Regions from separate parts of the Homo sapiens genome. Here region 2 is linked to region 1. Evidence: chromatin loops called from intact Hi-C (ENCODE). Cell type or tissue: CD4-positive, alpha-beta T cell. All regions are shown on one strand. Links, peaks and the distances in the headings refer to the core of each region. The heading gives the core; the rest is flanking DNA.

What was found. A loop is a pair of places that touch in the nucleus more often than their neighbours do. Peaks named below come from ENCODE experiments on the same cell type or tissue, not always from the same donor. Only the 100,000 strongest peaks of a DNase experiment are listed, where the experiment ranks them.
Region 2: it touches region 1 in a loop (4-fold over the local background); 2 of 110 quality-filtered maps call a loop at or near these places.

What each region holds. Positions count from the first base shown.
Region 1 is chr4:9,532,848-9,543,491 of GRCh38, reverse strand. It overlaps the pseudogene LOC101928948. Among named protein-coding and RNA genes, the nearest start is that of MIR548I2, 18 kb to the left of the region's middle. RefSeq lists an enhancer at 9,539-10,415. In CD4-positive, alpha-beta T cell, for the core only: no CTCF peak of the experiment used is centred there; no DNase peak of the experiment used is centred there.
Region 2 is chr4:9,598,681-9,609,324 of GRCh38, reverse strand. No RefSeq gene overlaps it. Among named protein-coding and RNA genes, the nearest start is that of MIR548I2, 48 kb to the right of the region's middle. RefSeq lists an enhancer at 6,649-7,167. In CD4-positive, alpha-beta T cell, for the core only: no CTCF peak of the experiment used is centred there; a DNase peak (open chromatin) is centred at 5,184; H3K4me3 peaks cover 1,624 bases; H3K27ac peaks cover 2,096 bases.

The sequences.
Region 1 (10,644 bases), core at 1,127-9,126:
AAGCGGGTAGGGGCTGGACCCCCCCAGGACATCAGGGTGCAGACTGGTGTGAGTAAAAGAAAGAGAGGCGGTCGTGCCATCATCTGCAGAAGATGATGTCTACAGAGGACAGTACCATGTGAGCCCTTGGGAAGCAGGATGACTGGATGGAATTTTGCACAGGATGCAAATTAAGCGCAGATCCCCCTCTGACCTAGACAGCCCACCTCCAGGAACATCTCACAGAAATGCACGCACAGAGCACCAAGTGATGTGTGCGAGGAAATTCATCAGAACACCGTCTGTGATTGGGAAAAGGCAGAAACCATCCAAAGACGTATCGGTGCAGGGCTGGTTAAACGAAGCGTGGTGCATCCACACGTCAGAATAACTGCTGGGAGAAGAAGGTGGTTCCCAGGTTCCAACGTGAGACAATGTCAAAGACATGCTGCCTGAAAAGCAGGCTTTCCAAAGAATAAATATAGCATTATTCCATTTTTTTAAAAAAGGTTACAATAAACACTTATGTGCAAATACATGTGCTTGTGTGCACAGAAGAAAAAGGTGTGGACAGGAACAGAAAACCAAACTCTGCGTGTTCTCACTCATAAGTGGGAGTTGAATAATGAGAACACATGGACACAGGGAGGGGAACAACATATACCAGGGCCCGTCGGAGGTGGGGGACAAGGGGAGGGAGAGCGTTAGGACAAATACCTAATGCATGCGGGGCTTAAAACCTAGATGACGGGTTAACAGGTGCAGCAAACCACCATGGCACATGTACACCTATGTAACAAACCTGCACATTCTACACATGTATCCCAGAACTTAAAAAATAAAAATAAAAGAAAAAGGTGTGGAGAGGTATACCCCCACCCTCCCCAGTGTTACCTCTGAGAAGCAAGATCAAGAAAATCAAATCAAGAGGAAATTATGTGTTTTGTTTTCTATATAATTTTTTTTTTTGAACAATAGTCTTGCTCTATTGTGCAGGCTGGAGTCCGGGGACACAATCTCGGCTCACTGCAACCTCCTCCTCACTGCAACCTCCTCCTCACTGCAACCCCCTCCTCACTGCAACCTCCTCCTCACTGCAACCTCCTCACTGCAACCTGCTCCTCACTGCAACATGTTCCTTCTGGGTTCCAGTGATTCTCTTGCCTCAGCCTCCCAAATAACTAGGATTACAGGCAAGCACCACCAAGCACGGCTAACTTTTGTATTTTTTGTAGAGACACGGTTTCACTATTTTGGCCAAGCTGGTCTCGAACTCCTGACCCACCCGCCTTGGCCTCCAAAAGTGCTGGGATTACAGGTGTGAGCCACCACACCTGGCCTGCATTGCTTGAATTCTCAGACCACATAGACCCTCTCATCTGGCCCAATTGCAAGAGTCCAAGGCAGGAAAGGAAGAAGGCAGGGACTTACCCTTCCATCAGGACAACATAGAACAGAGTCAAAAAAGAAAAACATGAATGGATCAGTCAAGAGGGCCGTGCACGTGCCCTCCCAGGCACCTATACCTTGCAACTTAAGCCGACAGGCTTTCAAGCCACAGAGTCTTCCTCCCCAGAGACTAGCAAGGACACAAGACCTGGCCAAGCCCCTCCAGGAGGATGGTCTGAGGGATAAGGTGGGGTGCACAGTCAGGGGTGGCAGGAGGAAAGGGGGACACAAAGCCCAGGAAACCAGGGCAGCCCATGCTTCCTGAAGGCCCCCAGAACACGGCGCTACACAAAGCCCCTGTGTACCTGTTTCTACAACAGCCTGAACACAAGGAAAATCAAGATAAGGAAAATACACAAAGCCCAGCCTCACCTGGAGCAGGTTAAATAAAGGTGTGTGACTTTGTCTTCATGTCCTTTGGAATTGGAAATCCAAGCTGCCTCTTCTGTGCCTTTAAGGTCCTGGCTGCTGCCCCACAGCTCCCTTCTCTTCCCTCCTCCTCTTGTTCTGACTTTTTCTTTTTCTTTTTTTTTTTTTTTTTTTTTTTGAGTTGGAATGTTGCTCTGTTGCCCAGGCTGGAGTACAGTGGCACAATCTCAGCTCATTGCAACCTCCACCTTCTGTGTTCAAGCAATTCTCGTGGCTCAGCTTCCCAAGTAGCTGGGATTATAGGTGTCACCATGTCCAGCTAATTATTGTATTTTTAGTAGAGACAGGTTTTCACCATGTTGGCCAGGCTAGTCTCAAACTCCTGGCCTCAGGCGATCCACCCACCTCGGCCTCCCAAAGTGCTGGGATTACAGGTGTGAGCCACCATGTCCAGCCCTCTTGTCCTAACTCTGCCATCTCTTTGCAGTCTCCCCTGAGCAGCTTTCCCTGGGCCCGCCCTGCCCCCCTCCAGTGCTGCACTCTCAAACCACCCCACAAAACCACCTGGCCCTGGCTCCTGCCCTGGGGCTATGATCCTCAGCTGGTGAGGTCTAGAGGGTCAGAGGGAGCCAGACTCCCTAGAGAAGCTAAGGCAGGAGCCCTGTGCTGGGCTGTGGGTAACCTGCCCCCTTCCAGCTGGGGCCGAATAGAAGGGGAAAGGCTGCCCCCAGAATACAGGGCTCTCAGAGGCCCTGGAGATCTGTGCTGGCAGTCAGGAGGACAGTCACCTCAGCGCAGTTGCCTGCAAGGAGGGCTGTGCAGGAAGCTGCATGTTGCTCAGAGAACAAAAAAAGGAAATTAAATGCACCATCTGGTTATTAGCATGAACTTTTGAGACAGACACTTAAATATGCATGCCTAGACTTTATAAAACTTGGGGGAAATGTTAATTTCAATAACGCCCGTTCTCGTGCTTGCAGAAACCATTCTTTTATCTCCCTTCCTGGTAAGTTGGGGTCTCCATCCCTCAGAGTGGCAGCGCCAAGACAGCTGGTCTCACTGGGTTTTGTAAGCTGTGCAAGGTGAGATCCCAAGCCCTTGCCTGGAGACCCATCTTAGGAAAATGTTAGAACAGGGCAACAAGTGGCCATTTCCTCCCTCCTTTCTCTTCCCCATACAAAAATCAGAAAGCACGCTAGCCCAGTGCCCAGCCATAGTGGTGAGGAAACCCCACTCAAAATCCTGGGTTGTGCCCCTGATGCCAAAGACCTGCAAAACTGGGACTCACCTGCTGAAACCCTAGCCCAGACTTATGTACATTTCAAGGGCAGCTGGACTCATGGACGCCTGGGACGTCAGGGTGGTACAAAGTCCTCTTAAACTAAGACTGTCAGGGTACAAGGATCAGCATTTTTTTTCCTTTCTCTTGAGGGCCAGATGGTAAATAGCTCAGCTTTGCAGGCCATGGGTCTCTGTCCCAACTATTCAACTCTCCACTGTAGCAGGAAAGCAGCCACAGACAATATGCACTGAAATGGGTGTGGCTGTGTTCCAATAAAACTTTATTTGTATAAACAGGCAGGGGGCTGGTTCTGGCCTGTGGGCTACAGCCTGCCTCCTCTGCTACAGCGTGATCTCCAAGGACCCATCCATCTCCTAGACCAGCAGCTGGCACACAGGAGCTGCTCAGATACTTGAAGGAGGAATGGAGAAGGAAAGCAGCCCTTAGTGTGCAGACGTGAGGGTCTCCCAGCAGCACCATCCTTTGCCATCTCATGCCCAGGGACAAAGCCAGAGCAGGGTTCTCCTCCAAGGAAATGTGATAACAAGACAGAAAGCATCGTGGAAGGATAGGGGCTTTGGAGTCCCACAAACCACAGTTTGCAAAATCAGGAGCATCCTGCACTTCCTTGCACACATCCTGGGTGGGTGCTGGAGCATCTAGACTTAGAGTGAATCTTTTCCCCCTCCTCCCCAAACTGGCCTCCATTACACTTCCAGCAACAATGTGGTGTATGTACACAATGGAATACTATTCAGCCTTCAAAACGAAGGAAATCCTGCCATTTGAGACCACATGGATGAGCCTGGAGGATATTATGTTAAGTGAAATAAGCCAAGCACAGAACGACAAATACCACATGATCTCACTTATATGTGGAATCTTAAAAAGTTGAACTCGGCCAGGCATGGTGGCTCATGCCTGCAATCCCAGCGCTTTGGGAGGCTGAGGCCGGCAGATTGCTTGAGCCCAGGAGTTCGAGACCAGCCTGCATAACATAGCAAGACCCCATCTCTACATAAAAATACAAAAATCAGTGGAGCGTGGTGGTGCATGCCTGTATCCCAGATACTCAGGAGGCCGAGGTGGAAGGATTGATTGAGCTTGGGAGGTCAAGGCTGCAGTGAGCCAAGATCATACCCCTGCACTACAGCCTGGGCAACAGAATGAGACTGTCTCGAAAAAAAAAAAAAAAGAAAGAAAGAAAAAGAAAAAGAAAAGAAAAAAGTTGAATTCACAGAAGCAGAGTAGCATGATGGTTGCCAGGGTGGGGAAGTGGGCAGATGCCAAAGGACACAGAATGTCATTTTTAGAGAAGAAGACTAAGTTCAGGAGATCCATGGGACAACATGTTACCTACAGTTAATAACAACATATCATACACTTGGAAATCACTGAGAGAGTAGATTTTTAAAGTGTTCTCACCACAAAAAAATAAGTCTGGGAGGTGATATGTTATTTAGCTTGATTTAGCCATTTCGTAATGTATACATACTTCAATCACATCATGTTGTACACCCTCTTGTACATAATTTTTGTCAATTCAATAAATTCAACAACTCCAAAAAACAAGACATTCTCTTTACAAAAATAATTATTAAAAATAAAATTCAGAATTCCATTTTATTTATTCGTTTATTTTTGAAACAGAGTGTCGCTCTGTCACCCAGGCTGGCTGAAGTGCAGTGGTGTGATCTCAGCTGACTGCAACCTCGCTTTCCCCGCTTCAAACGATTCTCCTGCCTCAGCTTTCCAAGTAGCTGGGATTACAGGTGTGTGCCATCACTCCTGGCTAATTTCTGTATTTTTAGTAGAGACAGTTTCGCCATGTTGGCCAGCCTGGTCTCGAACTCCTGACCTTAGGTGATCCGCCAGCCTCGACCTGCCAAAGTGCTGGGATTACAGGTGTGAGCCACTGTGTCTGGACAGAATATAAAAGATTGTTTAATTCAACTAAAACATTAAAACATAGATTATTTCTATAAGTGGTAATTGTTCTAACATATTTGGTCAAAATAGTCTCCTTACCTATCCACAATTAAATGGTTAATTGACTTCTGATTGGATTTTGATAAAGTTTTGAAATCATGATTGACTTTTCCAATGTACAGTAAAATGTGTTTGAAAATATTTCATAAAAATTAATATTTAAAAATGGTCAGGCATGGTATGGTGGCTTATGCCTGTAATCCCAGCACTTTGGGAGGCCAAGGTGGGCCGATCACTTGAGGTCAGGAGTTTGAGACCAGCCTGGCCAAACCTCATCTCTACTAAAAATACGAAAGTTAGTAGGGCATGGTGGCACGCACCTGCATTCCCAGCTACTTGGGAGGCTGAGGCAGGAGAATTGCTTGAACCTGGGAGGTGGGTTCCCCAGGCTTAGAGCAAAACCCCCATCCTGTCTGTCTCCACTCTCATCCCAGGCAATCACAGTCATTTTGACAGCCTCAACCACTGTCTAATGGGATGCCTCCCAAGACCGAGTCTCCAGCCCAAACCTGCCTTCCTAGCCCCAGACCCATCTGTCCTGGCACACATTGCCCCCTGGGTCCCCAGCAACCTCAGCCAATGAGTCCAATGTCAACTTCCTGTCCTTGCCTGACACTGTCAGCCCTGAGATCAGACTTGACCATTCACCTCCAGTACCTGATAGATCCGTCAGTGTTGTGGAACATATCCCATGAACATTCCCCAAACCAGGCACCGGACTCCACACATCAACACCGTCACGTGAGTCACCAGCATCCCTGGCAGGGACCCCTGACCCAGCCTCCAACTCATCTCCTTCCTGTCCCTTGAGTTCTGTGTCACATTCCAGAGGCCACAAGAAGAAAAATAACCACCTTAATGAAATTAAAAGAATTGAGAAGACATTTCCCTATGGACCAAAGTCTTTCCAACTGAGAAACACATATCAAGATCCAGCCGGCCAGCCCAGTGGTTAAATGTTCCTGAAATAATTAAAGCCCAGGGCAACACAGCCCGCACTCCACAAGTACTCCCAGCACAGTAAGACTTGCTTCTCTGCAGGGGTTTGAAATGTCCAGTGCGTACCCTCCCCCTCTCTGTGGTAGCTAACAGGAATGTGCTCCTTGTCTTCTTCCTGCTCAGAGGACCGTCCACCAACCTGCGCAAGCAGCACTTTTGGAGGGGTGGGGGGGAATGGGAGAACTTCCCGCCATTTCCCACTTACTCACTGCATTCCTCAGGAGCCTGCCTCACAAATTACAAGAGCGCCACAGCAGACACACCACGTTCCAGTGGGTGGCCATGTCTTCATGTCAGCTTGAAACATTGTCGACAGGGAAATATCTATATCTCGGCAGAGAGAGCTGTGTAGTCCAGCTGTGCTCAAATGGAAATCCAGAAACCCAGATGTTGGTCCAAACACCCTGTCTCAGACAGCCGGCTCTGCAGGTCCCCAGTGTGGGAGTGAACTGGGTGGGCCACCTGCCCTGCCTGACCACATCCCAGACTCCTGGAATCCTGGACCCTGAGAACCAGGGGGATGTGGTGGGGAACAGGCAAGTCTTGTGCAGAAAGCCAAGATGCCACCCAAATCCACTCTGCAGTCTAGGTGGGCGATATTCTGGACCGCACCACACCAGCGCATGAGGGGATGGAGGATGCAGTCTAGACAAGCCAAATGTAAAAAGATATTGCCCAAGTATTTTGTGCTTTGTCTGTGTTACAATGCTATGCCCAGCCCAGCGTGGTGGCTGACACCTGTGTTCTCAGCACCTTGGGAGGCCGAGGCAGGCGGATCACCTTAGGTCAGGAGTTTGAGATCATCCTGGCCAATGTGGTGAAACCCATCTTTACTAAGAATACAAAAATTAGCTGGGTGTGGTGGTGGGCACCTGTAATCCCAGCTACTCAGGAGGCTGAGGCAGGAGAATCACTTGAGCCCAGGAGGTGGAGGTTGCAGTGAGCGGAGATCTTGCCACTGCACTCCAGCCTGGGCAACAGAGTAAGACTCTGTCTTAAAAAAATAAATAAATAAAAATAAATGTTATGCCCAGCATTTTCCATGTACTGTCTTATTATCTCAGTAAATCCCATATAGTCTTCCTATGAAAGTGTATCTCATTTATCTCCATTTTATAGATGAGAAAACTGAGGCCCCTGGAGTAGTAGTAATTTTCCAAGAAAGCATTGCTCATAAAGGGTACAGCAGGGACCCAAGCTCAACACTCTTACCCTCAAACATTTCCACAAGTGTAGACCAATGGCTCTCAACTGGGGTGGTTTTGCTCACATACCACTCCCTTGCTCCATGGCATTTGAAACCGTCTGGAGACATCTGGGGTAGCCATAGCTGGGAGGGTAGAATGGCACCTAGAGGATGGAGACCAGAGATGCTGCTAACCATCCTACAATACACGGGATGGCCCCACCACCAGCACCACGAATGGTCTGACCCCAAGTGTTGTGACTGTGCCAAAGCTGAGAAACCCAGGTTTCTCCTCAGCAAGAAGGAAAATCCCTGCAACGTGGATGCACCTCTACAGGAGCCCCAGGCTGACAATAACCTTCCTGATCTGGTTTCAACCCTGGATGCTTTTACCTGGTGCGTCCATCAGGGATTTCAGGGACACCAATGAATTACCCTTGAATGCTCGGTTCCGCCTGACAACCCAGAAATCTCTGCCAAGGTGCCTGGTCTTGAGGAAGGCTCAGCAAGTGGTTGAGGTTGATAACCAAATACCTAGGAGAGACTTTTCTCTCCCTCCAGGAGGAGCTGTGGGTCAGACACACCCTGGGATCACTCACAAGCAGTCAATAAAGGCTTGGGGAGGGCCAGGTTTTCTAGGCCTTCTCAATGGGGTGGGTGTTTGTGGATACACAAGAAGCCTGTGAAACTTCTGATATTGGCAGGAAATCAATGCCCCCTACCCTGCACCCCCCCACATCCCCACCATAAACACATGCCCTGCAGCAGGACTTGGCACTCAGGGGCTCCTGGGGGCCCGATTTACCTGCTAAAACATCCTCTAGCCACCACCGAATAAAGCAACCCCTTGCCACCCAACCACAAGAGCACAGCCTAGGAGCCACTCCAAGGAACACCAAGTCACATTAAAACCTCAGCCATCCAGAGCACCAGGCCTGGTGATGAGGAAGAACATTTTATCCTTAAAAGCATCTGAATGCCCATACTGCTTCTTGCAGAGAAAAGTCCAAAATAATCTGCTATTAAAGAACGAGGATGGTTTTGACATTTTTACCAAGCTAATGGTCTACGCAGACAAAATCTCATAAAAGTGCACTCTGTTCTTCTTGATCCACTCAGATATGGCCTGTGAGTGAGGAAACGGGCTCTCCTGCTCAAACAAATCGCTGCTGATCCTCAAACCAGCCTGACACTGCTTCATGGGTTCTTCAAAGAGAGTATTCCCATAGAAACTAAAAGGGAAGAGGAATGTGTCTGGCGGGCATTGTGGGCAGCAGTGAGCTTTGGGCCAAATTTTAAGTTTGAAAATCAAGATTCCCTCTTTTCGAGGGGCCGCCGGACTGAGCAGATACAGGCACCGTGAAAAGATGGTGCCATATTCAGATTCAGGAAACAAGGATGGTTTCTGTTCAGTTCCTGCATCATCCTTCAGGTCATGCGATTCCCATTTCCCTCTGTGGACCAAACAATTCAGTGGGGTTTCTGCCTTTTAAATATTTCATTATCAACATACCATCCTTCTAGCCTCCAGAAAGCATTTTAATGGAGATTCTGGCTTAAGACTCTTGTGGGTCTGTCTCTCTCTCTCTCTTTTTTCCTTGAAACAGGGTCTCACTTTGTCACCCAGGCTGGAGTGCAGTGGCATGACCACAGCACACTGCAGCCCGACCTTCCAGGCTCTAGCAATCCTCCCACCTCAGCCTCCCAAGTACTTGGGACTACAGGCACACACCACAATACGTGGCTTTTTTTTTTCTCTTTTGGTAGATATGAGGCTTCGCCACGTTGCCCAGGCTAGTCTTAAACTCCTGGGCTCAAACGATCCCCTGCCTTCGGCCTCTCAAAGTGCTGGGATTATTGGCTTGAGCCACCACGTCCGGCCAAGAATCTTTTCTCTTGTGATGCACTCCAGAACAAAACGTCACTGCAAAAACACACCAATGCATGAGTTTCAGTCCTAAGTCCCATTTATCCACCAAACACTATGTGTCAGGCACAACGCTAAGTGCTTCTATGGACGAGCTTCCCTTAATCTCAGCAGTAACAACCCCAGGCAATGGGGCCTGTTGACAGATCCATTTGCCACTGAAGACAGTAAGGCTCAGAGAGGGTAAGTGGCTTGTGCCATGCCAGCCAGCTAAGGAGGGGCAGAACCAGGATGCAAACCCCAGCCGCCTGGCTCCAGACTCGTGTTCCCAAGGTCCCACTACACTTGGTCACTCCACTGCATTCTGGTATCCTGGTCTTTGGCAGAGTCCACGTAAAAGAGGGAGGGAGAGGGAGTGAGAGGGACTTCACGCAATAAAGTTTCCTGGCGTTACACTGCCACCGTAATTGTGTCGCCGACCAGGACCTCTCCTTTCTCACCCTTTCCGTGATCGGCCGTGGAAACCCTTCCAGAGAACTGTCCTCCTTCTCCCGGGATCTCAGAGAAAATTCACCTGAGTTCAGTGTCCAGGTGACCCAAGCTCTGAATGCAGTAAAGTGCATGGGGAGATGAGGATGTCACCATGAGCAAGCCTCCCAGACAGCATCCGGGAGCAACCCCAAGACTGGGCAGGGGGCTCTGATGCAGCCCACGGCGAGGAGGGCTGCCCGTGCTGCCTAAATGGGTTCAGAATGAAGGTCGCCCTCTCGCCCATGTGGGGCTCATTCACCACGAATCAAATGATTAAGACAAGCTCAGCTGACTAAATGGTCAAACATAAAAACATGTGGAAGGAACAAAGAGGTCAACCCCATTATCCATCAAAAACCATCAAGGTGGCGGCCCTCACTGAGGGGTACAGCTCTCCAGCGGGCCCTCATCTGCCCTCCAAACCCATGTGCCTCCCCAATGGAAGGCCAGCAAAGCCACACAGGAAGAGTTGGGGTAGGAAAGCAGAAAGTGAACCCCAGGAGGCCAGGCTGGCCACGGAGCCCCATCGCACACACACAGGCCCGGTGACTCAGGGGCCCACGTGTGCAGGACACCGGGAGCTCACAGGGACAGCGCCCCAGGGGATGCAAGGAACTTTGCCTTTCTGTCCCTCTCTGTAGGGATGGAAAGAGGAGAGCGATTTCTGGGATGGAAGCCATCTGCCTCCTCTCAACTCTCGTTGTCCAACCAGAAAAGGAAGAAAAACAGGAGGACGCGGGGCAGGTGAGGAGCTGGGTGAGCGCCACCAGCCCGCAGCCCAGCAGAGCAGGGCTTGGCCAAGCCCGGCGCCAAGGACTTCCCGCCTACCCCCACCACAAGCCCCTCGCCAGGTGAGAGGCACCGACAGAGTCCCAGACAGATGCCCCAGACAGGATGCCCAGCACGACCCCCCCCTTCCCCTGCTGGGGGCACCCAGGACGCGGGGCTCCCCTTCCCCTTTTGGCCAGCCGCAGAGTCCAGCGGGTCTCCCAG
Region 2 (10,644 bases), core at 1,811-9,810, 65 kb before region 1:
GAGGCTGAGGCAGGGAAAATTGCTTGAACCCTGGAGTTGGAGGTTGTACTGAGCTGAGATCGCACCACTGCACTCCAGCCTGGGCAACAGAGAGAGACTCTGTCCCCCCTCCCAAAAAAAAGTTACTAAGCTAAAGAGAAAAGTCAAGCTGGGAACTGCTTAGGGCAAACCTGTCTCCCATTCTATTCAGTCACCCCTTTGCTCACTGAGATAAAAGTATATCTGATTGCCTCATTTGGAGAGGCTAATCAGGAACTCAAAAGAATGCAACTATTTGTCTCTTAACTACCTATGACCTGGAAGCCCCTCCCCCGCTTTGAGTTGTCTCACCTTCACCTGGAGTTGTCCCACCTTTCCTGACTGAACCAATGTACATCTTACACATATTGATTGATGTCTCTTGTCTCTCTAAAATGTATGAAACCAAGCTCTGTCCCTACCACCTTAGGCACATGTTGTCAGGACCTCCTGAGGCTGTGTCACAGGCGTGTGTCCTCAACCTTGGCAAAATAAACTTTCTGAATTAACTGAGACCTCAGATTTTTGGGATGCATATAGTCTTAGGCCTTGACAGGTCTCTCGTAGTTTCCATATTTTTGCCCTCTTGGATGCTGGCACCAAGCAAGCCTTGGCTATCCTGCTTAAAGGGCCATTTGGAGAGGGGCTCTGGAGGGTGAGGGGGCCACATGAAGGAAAACAATGTTCCCCTGCTGACAGCCAGCACCAACTGCCAGGCACATTCGTGAGGCCTTCCTGGATGTTCCGCCCAGCTGGCCCTCCAGCTGCAGGTAGCCACATAAATGAGCCCAGGTTAAACCAGACAGGAAGTCCCCATGCAACTCACAGGGTCATGAGCAATAATGCCTTGTGGTGGTTTAAAGTTTCTAATCTTAGGGTGCAGTAGGTAACTGAAATAGCCCACAAGGGCTGAGCCGGTGGAGGGTGCATTTCCCACCTGCTGAAGCTTCTCAATTCCCAAGATCCAATCCGGATAAGACTCCTGTTCTCAGTGTCCTTGATGGAAATGGCAATGAACTTTTTGCGTATTGGACCATCTCAGGGGAATCCCAAAGATCGGAAATTATTTTCTTTCTTAGAATCTTCCACACAGCATTGAGCCTTAGGAATTTCTAAGAAGGATCTGGAATGAAAAAAATCTTTTGAAAAGGTATTTATATAGCTTCACTTCAGCAAGATTCATGGTGGGTGTTAGACTGAGTGCTGGTGATAAGCCAAACCGTGTTTTTCGAGGACTTATCTGGCCTCAAGGTTGGCAGGATCAGAGTGGCCTCCCAGGATCTATCACATCCTCAGAAGAGTTGGTTCAACTGGCATGTACCCAGATCTCTTTGAGCTAGTATGATACTCCCTTGAGTCAAAGGTTGCCACATCACATCTCCTTTAAGTCCCCCAAGTACGACCCCAGAAGCACTGACAAAATAGTGCTATTCCTGAAGATTTCAGGAGGACATAAATGAAGAGATTAAACTGCAAGGTACCAAAACTTCCATCTTTGCTAAAGACCCTCATCCAAGGCACTGTGGCTCATGCCTGTAATCCCAGCACTTTGGGAGGCCAAGGCGGGCAGATCACCTGAGGTCGGGAGTTCAAGACCAGCTTGACCAAGATGGAGAAACCCCGTCCCTAGGAAAAATTCAAAATTAGCCGGGCGTGGTGGCACATGCCTGTAATCCCAGCTACTAGGGAGGCTGAGGCAGGAGAATCGCTTGAACCTGGGAGGCGTAGGTTGCGGTGAGCTGAGATCATGCCATTGCACTCCAGCTGGGCAACAAGAGCAAAACTCCATCTCAAAAACAAACAAAAAACTCTTATCCAATGGTCATGCCACTCTATCTGGCCATGTAATTTCTCCTCCTGGCTTTCTGTAGCAACAGCCTTCTGAGGAACCTCACTCTGCCTTTCAAAACCCCTTCAACTTGTACCCTTCATCAACAAAGTATTTAGCTCAACATGTATGCCTCTGGGGAACTCATCCACATGCCGTTTAAGGATATTTACGGCAACATCATCTTCACTTCCCCAGGACAGCATTTTAGAGTGGATTACGTGCCTGCTGGATGTGTTGTACTTAAGCGAGTTAGAGAAAACGCTACACTTTGAGACGAATTAAGAGTCTGTTTATTTAGCCGGCGCCTAAGAAATGGCTAACGTTTAAAGTTCTCTCGGCCTCGAAGGGGCTAGATTTTCTTTTATACTTCGGTTTAGAAAGGTGAGGGGGGTCTAGTTAAAACAATTTTACAGAAGTAGGCAAAAAAGTTAAAAGGATGTATTGTTACAGTAAAGTAAACAGTTCTAGGTCTAGAGGCTTTAAGACTCTTACAAGGTGATAGACGTGGGGCTTTGGGCGTTATCAATCGGATGAATTCCTGGGAACTGCGGATATTGCTCGCCACAGTATCTTATCAGTTAATTGCATTCTTCGATGTGCTGGGAGTCAGCTTGCACAAGTTAAGTCCTTGAGGAACGGGCTACCAGTGAAAGAGCCAAGATGGAGTCTGTCTGGCTCTCTTAGCTAAGGGAGAGTCAATTCAGGTGGAAACAAGGCTAGGTCATTAAAAGAAAGGGAGAGTCTAAGGACAGGGTTAATAAAAACAAGGTTGGGCATTACATTCCTCACTTGTTTTTTTGGGGAATCAAATCATTGATTCTTCATTTATAACAAGGGGTTATATTGAGTCTTCAGATACATAAGTTTGACAGAAGCTATGCGTTGTTTTACAAAATTAAGACACTAATTTAATATACAAGGCCCAAAAATTAGACTTAATAGTAGGATGGGGAGGGGGTCCGGCTAACTTAGTAATTAGAGTAGTTAGCTATGGGTTCCAGTTGAACATGCTTTGATACTAGATGTTATTTTCTTGTTCTTGTTGGCGCTTGTCTAGATTTTCTTGCACATTTTGGAGTGTATGTTTTATGACTAAGAATGGTGGAGGAACAGTTAAATCAACTTTTTCAGGGTATTTCTGGAACATAGGATTACTTAGTTCAGTTAAAGGCCTGATTGGCTTGGGTGGACTTTATGAGACTAGGGTTTTTTGGACAGTGAACATAGACTTAACATTAAATCCTGGGATATAAAATCTTAATTTCGTGACATACCATGATACTATTGAGTTGAATTAAGGTCATGGACAGTTACAGTAAGAGGATTACAATTTTTTCTAGTACATAATTTAGGATGAGCAGCAGGACTTATGGAAACAGTTGAAGATCTGGTTGATCTTTTAGAGTAGCTGGCTAAAGTTACACATGTCTAACCAGGGCAGAAAAACTGATGAGCATCTTGACAGCTAGCGTCAGGGTGATTTCTAGGACAGAGGTAAAAGTCAATATTTTGGAGACTTTTTTCTACACTTTTGGAACTTCTACATTTAGTTTGGCTCTTGGAGTGTCTGAATCTTGCTGCAAGGCCGACACTTCCTGCTCCTGGGACTGGCAGATTGTGTTGCTTTTCGTGGGTATGGGCTGGCTTTGGGAACAGTACACATAAATCAGCTGCAAAGGAGACTTCCTTGGAGGTACTGGCCTTCTAAGTGGTGTTTGCAAATACACATCCTGTCATGAAAGAGGTGAGGAGAAAGGAGTAGGAAGGCACAGAGGACCTAACTGGCAAAAACAAATAAGTGAGGTAGATAAAAAGAATGAATCTAATGGCTTCACCTGACTTAGGCACAGTTTTAAGGGGCCTGACTTAGGCCTGGGGACTTATGTTTTTAGCTGGGCTCTGTTGGCCTTTTTGATGTGGGAGTGATTAAGCAGGAATGCCGTCTACTTTCAGAGCAGTTGGAGTCATGAAGTCTTTTCTAAGCAGGAGTGAGTCTTTCTTTTTGGAACTTTTAAACAAACACTAGGTCTCCTGGCTGGAACGAATGGTAGGACTTTGTCAGGTCAGGAATTGGATTGGGATGGGCTCCTCAAACAAGTGGCAGGATGATCTCTTGTACCTGTTGGAGAGACTATAGGTACTGTAATAAATTAATTTGTGATATTTCTGCTAATTTGGCATCTCTTAGCTTAGACAAGATAGGCAGCGCCTTCTTATACATGATTTCAAAGGGTGAGAACTTAGCCTGATAAGGGGTGCACTTTACTTTAAGTAGGGCTAAAGGAAGGAGACTTACTTAATTTACACTGGTTTTTAAGATCAATATTGTAAGAGTGTTTTTAATGTGTGGTTCATGCGTTCTACTTGCCTGGAGCTCTGAGGTTGATAGGCACAATGGAGTTTCTATTGAATGTTTAACGCCTTACTGACTGACTGAGCTATAGGTGAGGTGAAGGCTGCTCTATTATCAGACTTTATGGCAGCAGGCAGCCTATATTGAGGGATGATTTCATTGAGTAAAAACTTAACTACTGTGTTGGTGGTTTCGTTTTCGGTAGCAAATGCCTTAGTCGATCTGGAGAAGGTGTCTACTAGTACTAGAAGGTATTTGTCCTTAACCTGGTATGGTTTGACTTCTGTAAAGTCAATTTCTTACTTTTTTCTTGACGAGTTTTTTCAGAGACAGTGGCCTGGGCTGGGTTTAGGACTTTGTTTGGCTTTTACGTGGGCGCAGGTTGTGCACTTGAGAGCTGCTTAATCTGTTAGGCTTTGAAGACGGGGGATCTTAAAATGGCTCCGGAGGAGCTGAGGTAGCTTTGCTCTTTTTAAGTGGGTGGTAGACTGTAGGTGGCTGATTAAAGTTTCTTTAAGAGTTCAGGGTGTGAAGATTCTAGAGTCAGGAAGAATCTACTAACTTTCCTGATTTGTATTGGCTCTGAGATCTGAAGCCAGTTTTTTTGTTGTTGTTGAGTATACGGGATTGTCAGGCAGATCTGGCTGTGGAAAGGAGACTGTGGGCAGCAAGTTTAGAGGCGTGACTGAAAGTCTTGCTGCGACCTGAGCTGCTGAATCAGCTTTCTGGTTACTATGGGCTACGGCCGTGTTTTCTTTTTGATGTCCTTTGCAGTGGATCACAGCTAGCTGCTGAGGTGAGTAGCCTGCTTTCCTGGTAGATGGCTTTATGTACATGCACAGTAGCAAAGGCGTACTTGCTGTCAGTGTAAATGTTAATACGTTTACTCTTTATCGGAGAGCCTGAGTGAGGGCGATCAATTCAGCCTTTTGTGCTGAGGTGTTCGCTGGTAAAGCTTGAGCTTACAACACATCTGTCTCCATGGTAACAACTGCACTGGCTTTTCCTACTTCCTGCTTGAGGAAGCTGCTACTTCTGTGAACACGGCGGCATCTGCCTTTTCTAGGGGCACAGCTTGAAGATCAGATTGGCCAGTTTCGATAGTTTCTAACAGTTCTTGACAGTCATGAGCAGGAATAGTGCAGTCTGAGTCGGGAAGTAGTGTAGCTGGATTGAAACACTTTGTGGGAGAGAAAGTCAAACGAGGCTGATCTAACAGTAAACTTTGATACTGTAAGATGCGAGCATTTGACATCTATTTGCCAGAAGCACTTCGTAGTAAGGTCTTTATGGCTTGAAGAGCTGTAAGGGTTAAATTTTGGCTTACAGTTAACTTACCATCTTCTTGGACTAGGCTTGCTGTAGCCGCTATGGCTCGCAGACAACTTGGCCATCTAGAGGCCACAGGATCTAGCCTCTTAGATAAATAGGCCACTGGGCGTCTTTAGGGTCTTAGAGTCTGAGTAAACACGTCTTTAGCAACTCCTTGGCTTTTATGGAGATATTAGGGAGGGCTAAAGCAGGGGCTTCAGTTAATGCTAAATTAACGGGCTATTTCATTCTGTACTTCTTGGATAGCCGCCACTAAGATTTTTGTTTGTCTTTTGAATGCTTTATCAGCGGCCTTTTCAGCTGCCTGTGTTGCTTGTTTTTGTTTTTTTAACCTTGTGATTGTCAAAAGCTTTTTGGGCTATTTCTAAAAGCTGACAGATATTTATTCTAGCAAATCTTTCTAGTTTTTGGAGTTTCTTTTTAATATCCGGGGCTGCCTGAGCCACAAATGCTAAATTAAGAGCACGGCTATTTTCTAGAGCTGCCGGATCAAAAGGGGTGTAAATCCGATAAGCCTCCTGGAGGCGCTCTAAAAACGTTCTTGGTGACTTATCGGGCCTTTGGACAACTTCGGTCATCTTAGACAAGTTTATGGGTTTCTGAGCGGCTCTTTTAATACTCGCGAGGAGATACCGGTGAAAATCGTCTGAAGCTCTCTTTCTACTTGAGGAATTTGGGTACCAGTTGGGCCGGGTAGACGGAAAGACCTCCTCAAGGAGGTCTCTAGCTTCTTCTTCCAGTCTATTGGCTGATGTGAGGAAGTACTTTTTGGCTTCTTTTCGGATACGTTCTTTCTTTTCAGAGGTGAAAAGGGTTAAAAGGAGCTGTTGACAATCATCTTACGTGGGCGGGTGAGTCCGGAGTACGGACTCTATCAGAGAGGTCAAAGCCTGGGGCTTTTCAGAGAAGGGAGGATTATGGGTTTTCTAATTATATAAGACAGAAGAAGAAAAAGGGTCATAAACTAAGAAGGGGGCTGAGCGCTCGTCACCTGGAGGGACTTGTGACTCTCTCAGTGGTAGTAGAGGGGCTACTTCTTCCTGCCGCGGTCGCGATTGAGAGGCAATGGGTGGCGAGCCTACAGGGGACGTCCCCGAGGAGACATGGGATAACATTAAGGGAGCAGGATGGTTGTAAGGCAGTGGGACTGGGTGAGGGAGACTCTCCTCTTCTTCAGAGGGAGGCAGTACGGGGGAAGCCGAACCGGCTGAGGATCGAGGCAAAAACGCGGTCTGGCTCAGGCGGAACTTGGAGGTAGAATTATGAATGGCGCATGAGCGGAGCCATGGAGGGGGCTCCTGACCAAACTTAGCTATTGATCAATGTAGGGAAACTGATCAGGGTAGCTAGGATTTTTAGTAACAACCTGCCACACAGCTTGTGAGGTTCAATGACCCTTCAGGGGGCCACTTGACTTTACACTTTGGCCATTTTATTTTGCAGAGTGTCTGGAGCTTGCCTTTTTTAAGGCGGTCTTTATAATCCTCTGAGAAACTGAAAGGAAAATTCTGCAGCACACATTGGAGAGGGCTTTAAATTTTACAAGGCTGGGAGGAAGTGTTTATTTTTTTTTGAAGGCAATTTAATAAGATTTGAGCATAGATATTAAACTTAGCATGGACAGAGAAACTTATTTCTTGGCGGAATGGAGTATTGAAAGAACAGAATCAACATCACTAGAAAGAGCAGAAAAACTACAACAGCTAATACTACTTGCTACACTACTGTAGCTTTAATATTGAGGGAGGAGGACTAGAGACAGCCTGAGATCTTCTAGGTCAGTTTGATCTAGGCGTTCTTCTTCTTCTTCTTCTAGATCTGTACCTTAAATACTTTTGGTGTCTTTATGACTTAAAGGCAAATAGCTTAAACGTAGCTTTTTCTTTTAAGGGTTTAAGGAGTGAGAGCAGAGCCAAGTCCTGGAGATGCTGAACTTCTTGTCGCACTGGAAAATGAGATGAGTGGGGTAGGGGGCAGGGATGAGGCAGAAAAGGACTACTCAGATCATTTTCAAGATGGGAGAGTAGCCACAGAGGAACAGAGTAAGAATCTAAGCGAAGTAAAGCAGTACGGGCTTACGTTTCTTTACACAGTGTTCTATTTAAGGGCACAGGAAAAGTTACAGAATGACAAAAGAGGTGAGCAAGGAAATCTGCAGGGTGGCTGTTTTGAACTTACTACTGGTTTACTTTAGAGGAGGTCTAATCACTTGGACGTGGGGTACGACAATCTAAATACTTACAACTTTCATGGTGCTAGAAATCTTAATCAGGAAAATGTTTTTCACACTTGTTCTTGTAACAACACTTGACTTCCTTCTGGCAGAAAAGACAGGACTGTGGTGGTCAGCCTAAATGATTGATGAGAAATTTAACATCCTGTGACAAAAAATCAGCACTAAGGACTTTGAAGAAGTTTTTACTTAGACGTCTTGGGCAATATCACCGTCTTGACATGAAAACTTTCACAACTACTAACAAGACAATAGACACTGAACAGAACAAGCAACATAATCAATTGACTTTAGGGCATGTAAACAGTTATGACAGTTTGTCCCTTTTTTTTTTTTTTTTTTTTTTAGACAGACAAGGGGAGGGGGTCCTGTGATGGTATCAGTCAGATGCCTGTCTGGCCACTCCCGCTGAGGGGACTTGGGCTCCTCTTAGCATTGGCAGGCCGGTATAAACTTCCACCTCGGATCGAGCTGTGCCTGATGCTGCCTTAAGCCTTATGAGGTCGCCACGGAACCGCAGGTGAGGGCCCACTTGAACTCCGTAGCTTTCACCGTGTAGCTACAAACTGGAGGACAAGCGCAAGCCCTTGTCCTCCCTCATTCATTCATTATTCACACAGAGTTTATAACAGTTTTTTTTTTTCTTTCTTGGAGATTCTTCAAGAAACTTGAACAAGAGAAAGACTAGAGATAGGAAAAGAGAGAGAGAGAGTGACTGGCCTGCCAGAAACCAGGACTCAGTCCTCCAGCATCCTGGGATGTGGACTGAGTCAAGAGAGGGTCCCTGTCAGGGCCAGTTCCCTCCTAGACAGAGACACAGAGGTGCCTAACAGAAAACCAGAGCTCTACCTTCTAGCGTCCTAAAGAAACGGGCAGAGTCAAAAGAGGGACGCCCTCATCAGGGCCGCTTCCCTCTTACTAGAACTGAAGTCAGATCTGACCTACCTGACCTTGGGGTCAGAAGTTGAGGACTCAGAGGTGGAATTTTTGTGGGCACCCACACAGTAGTCGATCCGCTCTCCTTTGGAAGATGGTCACCTTTCGGGGACCTGAAAATTTTTTTTCAGGTGGCGCCCCCGCTACAAGCCGGCCGTCCTTCCGGGGGAGCCCGCAGCAGGCCCGGAGCTAACCCGGCTCTCGCCTGGTGGCGTTTCTTGCTCGGGCCTCCAAATGTTGTACTTGAGCGAGTTAGAGAAAATGCCACACTTTGAGGTGAATTAAGAGTCTGTTTCTTTAGCCGGCGGCCAAGAGACGGCTAATGCTTAAAGTTCTCTTGGCCCCGAAGAAGGGGCTAGATTTTCTTTTATACTTTAGTTTAGAAAGGGGAAGGGGGTCTAGTTAAAAGAATTTTACAGAAGTAAAGTAGGCAAAAAAGTTAAAAGGATAAATTATTACAGGAAAGTAAACAGTTCTAGGTCTAAGGGGTTTAAGACTATTACAAAGTGATAGATGCGGGGCTTTAGGCATTATCAATCGGACGAATTCCTGGGAACTGCGGATATTGCTCGCCACAGTATCTTATCAGTTAATTGCATTCTTAGATGTGCTAAGAGTCAGCTTGCACAGGTTAAGTCCTTGAGGGAAGGGGCTGCCGGTGAAAGAGCCAAGATAAAGTCTGTCTAGCTCTCTTAGCTAAAAGACAGTCAATTCAGGTAGAAACAAGGCTAAGTGATTAAAAGAAAAGGAAAGTCTAAGAACAAAGTTAATAAAAACAAAGTTAGGCATTACAGATGGGGTCATCCTTATATTCAGCACAGTGTTTGTCCTGAAACTTCAATGGAGTGCTCCTAGTTTGATAACTTGGGCCATGCCAGATGCTTTGAATTTCTCTTTCTTAACAACAGATGTTTGAATACAGCCCCGTGTCCCTCTCTGCTCCTTCCTGCCTTCCTCCTCTCCTCTTCCCTCCCTTCCTTTTCAAGAGCAGGGTTTGCAAACTTTTTCTTGAAAGCATCAGATAGTAAATATTTTAGAATTCATGGGCCATACAGTCTCCTGTAGTAGTTACTCAACTCTGCCACCCATAGCATGAAAGCAGCTGATATAGGTTGATTATGTGTCCCCACCCAAATCTCATGTTACAATGTAATCAACAGTGTTAGAGGTGGGGCCTGGTGGGAAGAGATTGGATCATGGGGGTGCATTTCTCATGAATGATTTAGCATCATGCTTTTGGTCCTGTCCTTGCAATGGTGAGTGAGTTCTTGCAAGATCTGGTTGTTTATGAGTGTGTAACACCTCCCTCCTCACTCTCTTGCTCCCACTTCAACTTCGGCCATGATTGTAAGTTTCCTGAGGCCTCCACAGAAGCTCAGCAGATGTCATTGTCATGTTCCCTGAACAGCCTACACAACTGTGAGCCAAGTAAACCCAGTGTCAGGTATTTCTTTATAGCATGAGAGAACAGCCTAATCCAGCAATCATAGACAATATGTAGCAAATGGGCATGGCTGTGTTTCGATAAAACTTTATTGAGAAAAACATGTGCAGGCAGGTCAGATTTGGCCCATGGGCCATAGTGTCCCAACCCCTGCTCTGGAATATTCTCTTCAGCCTGGATGGACATCTCTAGGTTTTTTTTTTTTTTTTTTTTTTGAGACAAATTCTCACTGTTGCCCAGGCTGGAGTGCAGTGGTGCAATCTTTGCTCACTGCAACCTCTGTCTCCTGGGTTCAAGCAATTCTCCTGCCTCAGCCTCCCAAGTAGCTGGGATTACAGGCGCCTACCATGACACCTGGCTAATTTTTGTATTTTTTAATAGAAATAGGGTTTTACCATGTTGGCCAGGCTGGTCTCAAACTCCTGACATCAGGTGATCCACCCACCTCAGCCTCCCAAAATGCTGAGATTACAGGTGCCCACCACGACACCTGGCTA